Linked DNA regions of Homo sapiens: regions 2 and 3 are each linked to region 1. The links are chromatin loops, found by intact Hi-C in ENCODE. Cell type or tissue: heart right ventricle. All regions are shown on one strand.

Evidence for each region. Hi-C counts contacts between places; a loop is a spot of excess contacts. Peaks named below come from ENCODE experiments on the same cell type or tissue, not always from the same donor. Only the 100,000 strongest peaks of a DNase experiment are listed, where the experiment ranks them.
Region 2: a loop joins it to region 1, with 4 times the contacts of the local background. A loop is called at or near these places in 19 of 110 quality-filtered maps.
Region 3: a loop joins it to region 1, with 2.7 times the contacts of the local background. A loop is called at or near these places in 30 of 110 quality-filtered maps.

Annotation. Positions count from the first base shown.
Region 1 is chr12:131,103,521-131,106,020 of GRCh38, reverse strand. ADGRD1 (adhesion G protein-coupled receptor D1) reads right to left here. Exons shown (of 25, transcript NM_198827.5): 16 at 1,087-1,190; 17 at 156-267. Among named protein-coding and RNA genes, the nearest start is that of LINC01257, 60 kb to the left of the region's middle. RefSeq lists an enhancer at 917-986. In heart right ventricle, CTCF peaks have their summits at 973 and 1,180 (motif pointing left); a DNase peak (open chromatin) is centred at 1,170; H3K27ac peaks cover 1,167 bases.
Region 2 is chr12:132,000,569-132,003,068 of GRCh38, reverse strand. All of the region lies in intron 12 of EP400 (E1A binding protein p400), which reads right to left. Among named protein-coding and RNA genes, the nearest start is that of SNORA49, 29 kb to the left of the region's middle. In heart right ventricle, CTCF peaks have their summits at 1,137 and 1,343 (motif pointing right); a DNase peak (open chromatin) is centred at 1,368.
Region 3 is chr12:131,453,815-131,456,314 of GRCh38, reverse strand. It overlaps a transcript of LOC101929974 not described here. Among named protein-coding and RNA genes, the nearest start is that of LINC02370, 110 kb to the right of the region's middle. RefSeq lists a silencer at 1,512-1,561 and an enhancer at 1,138-1,643. In heart right ventricle, a CTCF peak has its summit at 1,425; no DNase peak of the experiment used is centred here; H3K27me3 peaks cover 1,655 bases.

The sequences.
Region 1 (2,500 bases):
CGATCTCTGCTTCCCCCGAGAAAACCACAGCCCTGGTTGTCTGGGGAGATGGGTTCTGAAATTTGAGTTGAAAAAGCTAGCAGAAGGTGCCACCCGGTGACATCCGAGGAGGCAAGGGAAGGACAGCGCAGGAACACGGAGCTGCGCCCACTCACCGTGCCCGGCTCGAGGCGGAAACTAATGAGCAGCAGGACCTGGGCCACCAGCACGGCGAAGGACAGGTTGGCGTGGATGTGGTAGCGCTGGTTCCGGATGGTGCTCACGGAGCTGAGGACAGAGGCAGGGTGTGAGGCCTGGGCCCTGCGCCGACCCAGTCCCCCAGGCTGGGCTCCCTGGCCCCACGAAGTCCCTATATCCATTCCTCCAAGAGCAGCCAGAGGGGTTGCTGTCACTCCCTGCTGTGGACCATCGATGGCTCCCTATTGCTCTTGGATCTGACCCCAGCTCCTTCCATGCCCACACAGCCCTACACAGTCTGACCCTGGGCCATGGCTCTGCTCTGAGTTCCTTTCTTTCCCAGCTCATGTTCCTGCTTCTCAAAGCCCCAGCTTATTCCAGCTGTGGGGCCTTTGCATAGCTGTTCCCATGCAGTAAACCCTCTCCCAGGTCCCCGCATGGCGGCCCAAATGTCTCCCTCAGCGTAAGCTTCCTGACCACTGCTGGGACCTAGCTGCACCCCTCGCTCTCTGCCCTGCTGCCTCGTGGCGTGATCACAGTGAAGATGTTTGTTCTCGCTTTTGTTTACTTGGTTATTGTCCAGCCCCCATCCAAGCATGTTCTCATCTCTCTTGGGCACAGTCGGGCCCTCAAAGCCGACCACACGCCTGTGCTGAGGAACGTGGGAGCGAGAGTGAATATCTGAGCACAGGGCTGAGGTGTCCCCAGGCCCATGGCCATCCCCTTTTGCCTGGCTCGGGTTCCACCAGAATTCCTGTGCCTGGGCTGGGGGCCTTTCCAGACCTTTCCAGCTAAGCCTGGTGCTCTTACCTCCACAGCCCCTCCCCTCTCCCGTGTCTCTTCCATCTTGAGATCTGGGTGCAGGCAGGGGCCGAGAGACTGTTGGGTGGATTAGAAAAGGGGACTCACGACAGCACGGCGAAGGTGACCAGCGTGGCCACCAGGCAGAGCACGGAGAGGGAGCAGCCCACATAGCTGATAGACGACAGCGCCACCTGGTGTCCGCGTGCAAGCTGCGGGGAGCAGAGCAGAGGCGTCAGCAGCAGGCCCAGGCACCCCATCGGAGCCTGAAGCTGCAGAGGGCCCAGGTGGGTGCACAGCTGGTCCCCTGTGAGTGTGGTGCTGACCACCAAGCCTGCCTCCCAGCCCAAATGTCTGTTGCTGCCACCGACAGAGGCCGGTGCTGGGGTTGCAGCCCTGGTTCTGTGCGTGCATGTCCGGTGCCCCGAGGTGCCCTACAGAACACTGAGGCTCCCTCAGCCACAGTCTCCAGACTGTGGCTGCCTGGCCCGGGCAGGCGCTGAGCCTCCTGTCTACACTGCAATACACAGGGCTGCAGACTAACAGTCAGCCCCAGAGCCAGACCTCCCGGGTTCAAGTCCCAGCTGGGCCACGTCCTGGCTGACAATCTGGGCCATGTGACACTCGGCTGTGAAATGAAAATAATGACCCCTCTCCATTCCCACAGTGGCCGCAAGGACTCCATGAATTTACAAACATAAAGTGCTGGAGCAGCTAGGGAAGAGCTGGTTACCGCCCCGGCCTGAGGCCACGACCCTCCCAGTCCCCGCACAAAGTAGTGCTAGGGAAGAGCTGGCTACCGCCCCCGCCTGAGGCCACAACCCTCCCAGTCCCCGCACAATGGCTGCCGCCTGCACACTGTGGGCCTCAGGAAAGCTCTCTAAATGGACACGGTGGTGATCGCCAGCACCCGTGTCTGCTGGGTCCCAACACCTTGTGGGAATGAGGCAGAACAGAACACACCTGGGGATTAAGCGGCTGCAGGGCCACAAAGGATAGAACCGAAGCCGCAGTTCACCGACCGCACAATCCAGACGGCGCCCCCTCGGTTCTGAAGTCGGGGCCTCAAGCTCAGACACATGTGACCCTGCGCTCCAGGAGGCTCCGGGCTCCTAAGCCACAGGCCTGGAAGGGCAGCCTCCCAGCTGCTCACGTGCAGGAGGGCGCCACGTGCTTCCTCCTGTGGCCCATGGCTCTTGTCAGAGGCCCAGCTGAAGCCTGAAGCCTGCATCATGCTGTCCCTGTCCGGCACTGAGGCCCCAGACCCCAGACCCACGTCCCCCCGTCCTCCGAGACGCCTGCCTCCAGCTTCCTCCTGTGGCATGCGGGTAGGGGGAGTCTAAATGCCTTCTCCCCGATCACCAGGACAAAGGAACAAAAGGAGGCCACTCTGAGTGTGTAAGGAGCTGTTGGCAATGAGGGAGGAGATGCCGCAGGCCCAGGGGGCCCCAGCTCAGGGTGAGGCAGGTAGTGCACTGGACCACGGGGAGCAACCTGGGGCCAGGGGGCCATGGGAAGCCCG
Region 2 (2,500 bases), 900 kb before region 1:
CAGCTGTGTTCTTATTTTTTACTGTTTTGCTTTGTTTTGTTTTTGGTAAATATTTTCTATCTGTAGTTGATCAAATTCATGGATTTGAAACCCATGGACATGAAGAGCTAAATATACTTAGAATTAAACTTTCAAAAATTCCACATCTCTGTGAAGAAAGCTCTAAGAGGTTCCTGAAGACCATGAAGAAGCCTTGACCCAATGAGAGGCTCTGCTCATGGATTCAGCTCGACACCATAAAGACAATGGGATCCCCAGGAACCCACCTCCTGGTGTTCACTCCTGGTCTCTCCCACACTGACCTGGCCTGACCGGTGTGACCACCATATGTGAGAATGACCGTAGGTGACTTCCAAGACTCAGCTACAAAAGATACTACAGTGTCTATCCTGCTCCCTCATGGATATTTGCTCTCGGACACCAGCCCCAGGTCAGGAGGACACTCAGCCTGCCCTCAGCATGCAACCAGAGCCCATCAGCTGGCAGAATGAACCAGCCTGGAATGGCATCCTCCAGCCTGCTACATCAAGCCTTCTGAAAACCATCTTCACAGGAGACCTGTGCCACAACCACCCAGCAAGGCTGCTCCCAAACTCTGCCCCACAGAGTATACAGCGCTAATTTAATAGGATATCTAGTAAGTCAAGAATGCGCACCATAATCAGATAGCCCCTACAACAAGAATACAGAAAGCTAACAGAGAAGAGGAAATGAAATAATTTGTAAATACTTGCCTGATGCTTTAACCATAAAGAGATTGACTAAAGAACAGGTGAGAAAATACAAGATAAATTTTAAAATTAGGATAGATCTAGGCCCAATTATTAATAGAACAGGCTTAAATTTAATACAAATGTACTAAACACTCCAATTTAGAGACATAGGGACATTAGAATAAACTGTAGGGCAGAGAAGACCAACTATATGCTGTTTACAAGAGACATGCTTTACAAAAGAACACAGATCAGAAGTTAACAGAAACTCTCTCTAGAGGAAACTCCTTCACTGTCAGGCCTAAAGTAACTTCCACAATGAAGTTCCAATATGTGGGCGGCAAGCCATCCAGGTGCCGAGGCAAGAGACCGAGGGCACGAGCTGTTCCAGTGTAATAAAATATATAAAACAACAAGAGTTATACTAGATCTAGATCATAGACATGATTATATACGAATATCATTAATCACTAGTTTGTAGCAATTACTCTTTATTCCAATATTATAATAATCCTCGCTCTATAATCATAACCTAGGAAAAGCCAGCCCATACAGAGATAGGAGCTGAGGAGACATAGTGAGGAGTGACCAGAAGACAAGAGTGCGAGCCTTCTGTTATGCCCGGACAGGGCCACCAGAGGGCTCCTGGGTCTAGCGGTAACGCCAGGATCTGGGAAGACGCCTGTTGTAGCCTCAGTGTCAAGGAAAAACACCTGCTACTTAGCGGACCGGGAAAGGGAGTCTCCCTTTCCTTGTGGGGAGTTTAGAGAAGACTCTACTCCTCCACCTCTTGTGGAGGCCCTGACATCAGTCAGGCCCACGCACAGTTATCCGGAGGCCTAACCGTCTCCCTGTGATGCTGTGCTTCAGTGGTCACACTCCTAGTCTGCTTTCATGTTCCATCCTGTACACGTGGCTCTGCCTTTTAGATAACAGTAGCAAAATTAGTGAAAGTACTAAAAGTCTCTGATATGCAGAAATAATGGCGTAAGCTGTCTCTCTCTCTCTGCCTCGGCTGCCAGGCAGGGGAGGGCCCCCTGTCCAGTGGACACGTAACCCACGTGACCCTACCTATCATTGGAGATGACTCACACTATTTACCCTGCCCCTTTTGCTTTGTATCCAATAAATAATAGCGCAGCCAGACATTCGGGGCCACTACCAGTCTCCGCGTCTTGGTGGGAGTGGTCCCCTGGGCCCAGCTGTCTTTTCTTTTATCTCTTTGTCTCGTGTCTTTATTTCCACAATCTCTCGTCTCCACACACGGTGGGAAGAAACCCACCGACCCTGTGGGGCTGGTCCCTACACCAATAAATTGTCAAAAATCACAAAGTACGCTAGGAAACAATGTACCATCAGCAGAAACCAGGATTCATAAACGACAGCAGAATCAGACCTGCAAAAACATCACCCATGCAATTATTAGGCAGAGATTATAAAATTTCATATTTGAAGAAATAAAAGAGATGACTGAAAGTCTGAATACAGAGCAAGAGATAATTTTAAAATTTCATGTAGGTTTTCTAAAAAACCATTGGGAATGTCTTAAAACAAACTGGTAACTGGAATTTAACACTTAATCAATGGGTTAACAAAAGACTAGGAAGAGCTTAAAAGAGAATTCATAAAATAGAACACAGATGTGATAAAATTATCTAGAATCAAGTAAAACTGATGACGTAATAGGATAACAATTCTAAACCTATATATGCACATACTAACATAGTCTCAAAATACATAAAATGAAAACTGACAGAAACTTAAGGAGAAATAGGTACTCATTATCA
Region 3 (2,500 bases), 350 kb before region 1:
CATGGATGAAAGGGCATCAGGGCCACAGGCCCAGGACAGGCACGTGGGTTGCTCTTGGAGGCATTTGCAGGTACACTAAGAAGCTCCAGGAAGGACACACACACACACATATACACACACATACACATACATATGCACACACATACATACACAGACACACACACACACGTACACAGACACACAGACACACATACACACACACATTCCCCTGCCCTCCCATCTCCAGACCTTGCGGTCCCCATGAGCTTCCCGATTCCTGGCACTGCCGGGCTGTCCTGAAGGCTCTTTTGGCCAGAAATGGGCAGGGATCTGAGAGCACCTGCTGTCGGGTGAGTCCTACTGTACTCATGTCAGAGATTAGGACGAGAAGACACAGGAGTGAGCTGGGCTGGAGTCTCAGCTGCAGATGACAAGGAGAGCACAGTGGAAAGCCTGGCCCACCTCCCCTCCCCACTGGGCCCCTGGGTGGGATACCACCATTTCCAGAATGGGCTGTGGGTTGCGCGGGCTCCTGAGGTTCGCTGAACCGGGGCTCTGAGGGGTCCCCAAAGTGCTTCCTCCCTGTCCTGTGCCCCCACCCCATGGGGTGGAAGAGCCGCCCACAGGCCTGGGTTCCGCCATGCACAAGGGAACTGGACCTTGGTGACTATTCAGGAGGGAGTCTCCGGGCTGCCCTTCCCATGACCACATGTCAATCCCCTTTGGCCCCAAGGGAATTTCTCATAACCCTCCCTTGGAGGAGCCCCCTCGGTGCCAGCCCACCCTCATCACTCTCTCCTGAACCCCCATGAACAGACTCCGTGGCGCCTCCACCTGCCTTTGTCCCGCCAACCCTCCCTGTCCAGAGCAGCCATGGGGCCTCTTACAGTTTTAAGTCTGTCTGCATCACGCGTTTCCTCAGAGTCTCCTCAGGCTGGGTGAGTCCTCGTCCTAATAGGCCCTGACTGCCTGGCGCTGCCTACCTCTCCTGCCTCAGCAGGAGCTGCCCACACCTGTCCTCAGCCAACCAAGCTCCTAACCGTCGGGGATCCTGGGACTCGGGCCTGCCTTTGCTGGACACTTCCGTCAGATTTCTACCTGGCCACGTTCCACTCTTTCTTAAGGATTCTGCTTAAAAGTCACGTCCTCTAAGGCTCCTCGCTGGCCTTCCCCACCACATTGATGTCCAGGTAAGGAGCTCGGGGGTTTAAGGAGCAGATGGAGCTGTGGGGCTGGGCACAGATGTTGAGGCAGGGGTGGGGGCAGGAGCCAGGGAGTGTCAGGCTTTGACCCAGAAAGGAAGGGAGCCATTGGAGGGAGCGTGTGGCCTGGTGACTGTGGTCGGGAGACGTCTCTTCCTTAGGCGATAGTTGCTGTGGGCATGTGAGGAGTGGCTGGGAGCTGCTGCATGGCCGGGCTGTGTATGCCCTGCATGGCCACAAGGGGGGCAGGTGCTCCTGCAGTGGAGCTGCTTGCAGTTCCTGTCCCTGCCGTGTCACATGGGCCTCTGCAGAGTGTGAGAGGGTCCCTTGCAACTCTGTGTGATTTTGTAGTGTCTTCCCCAGGAACACCCTCCCAGTCACATAAACCTCAGGCCCACAAGGCCTGGGCGCCTCTCCTGCTTCCCTATGCCATGTGCCCCGGGGACGAGGGCCCCACCTGCCAGCTTGTGGACTTCAATTCCCATCAGTGCTCACCCTACTGCAGCCCATTCTCACTGCAAATGCTCTTTGTTTTATTTATTTATTTATTTATTTATTTATTTATTTATTTATTTATTTTTGATAATTGGGAAAACTTTTAACTGTGATTCATTACATTAATACCCAATAGATGCATCTGGCAAAATAATTAAATGATAAAAATCACAATAATTTTAATTTTAAAATCAAAATAATTTAAATCAGCTTAGTAAAACCTTTCTCACCTTCCACCTATGCATTTCATCAGTGAGAAAAATCTTGATCTAGTGAAGTTGGGGCAGGGGCAATGTATAAGCCCTCTTACCTCCCCAGGACACAGCATAAGTCTGGAATAGACAGTTCAGGAAGCAGTCTCTTAAACTGCATCGTGATGATGAAGTCCTATATTAAGTAAGATCCCAAAGATGGTTAATAGCAGGCAGGCTAAGAGCTGTAACCTCTAGTCTTTTCCTTATGAAATATTGCTTCCAGTTTAATTGATTTTATTTAGATGGGTTTACACTTAAACACAGATATTCAGGCAGCACTTGTATTTCCCTAGGGACTCTGTTTATAAACATTCAGAGATAGTTATGGATAAAGTTAGAATATCTTTCCCTCTTTTGCTTAATATTTATTAAGGACTTACTATGTGTTATATTCTGTGCTATGTGTTTTACATAAAATACATCATCACAATGACCTTCTTTTGCAGATGAAGAAACAAAAGTTCTGAGAGGTCTTCAGGAACTTGTATATAATTACAGAGGTAATAAGGATTGGTTGGAAATGAAACCAAGGGCTACCTCCTGTCCCCAAAGCTCATGCTCTTAACCCCT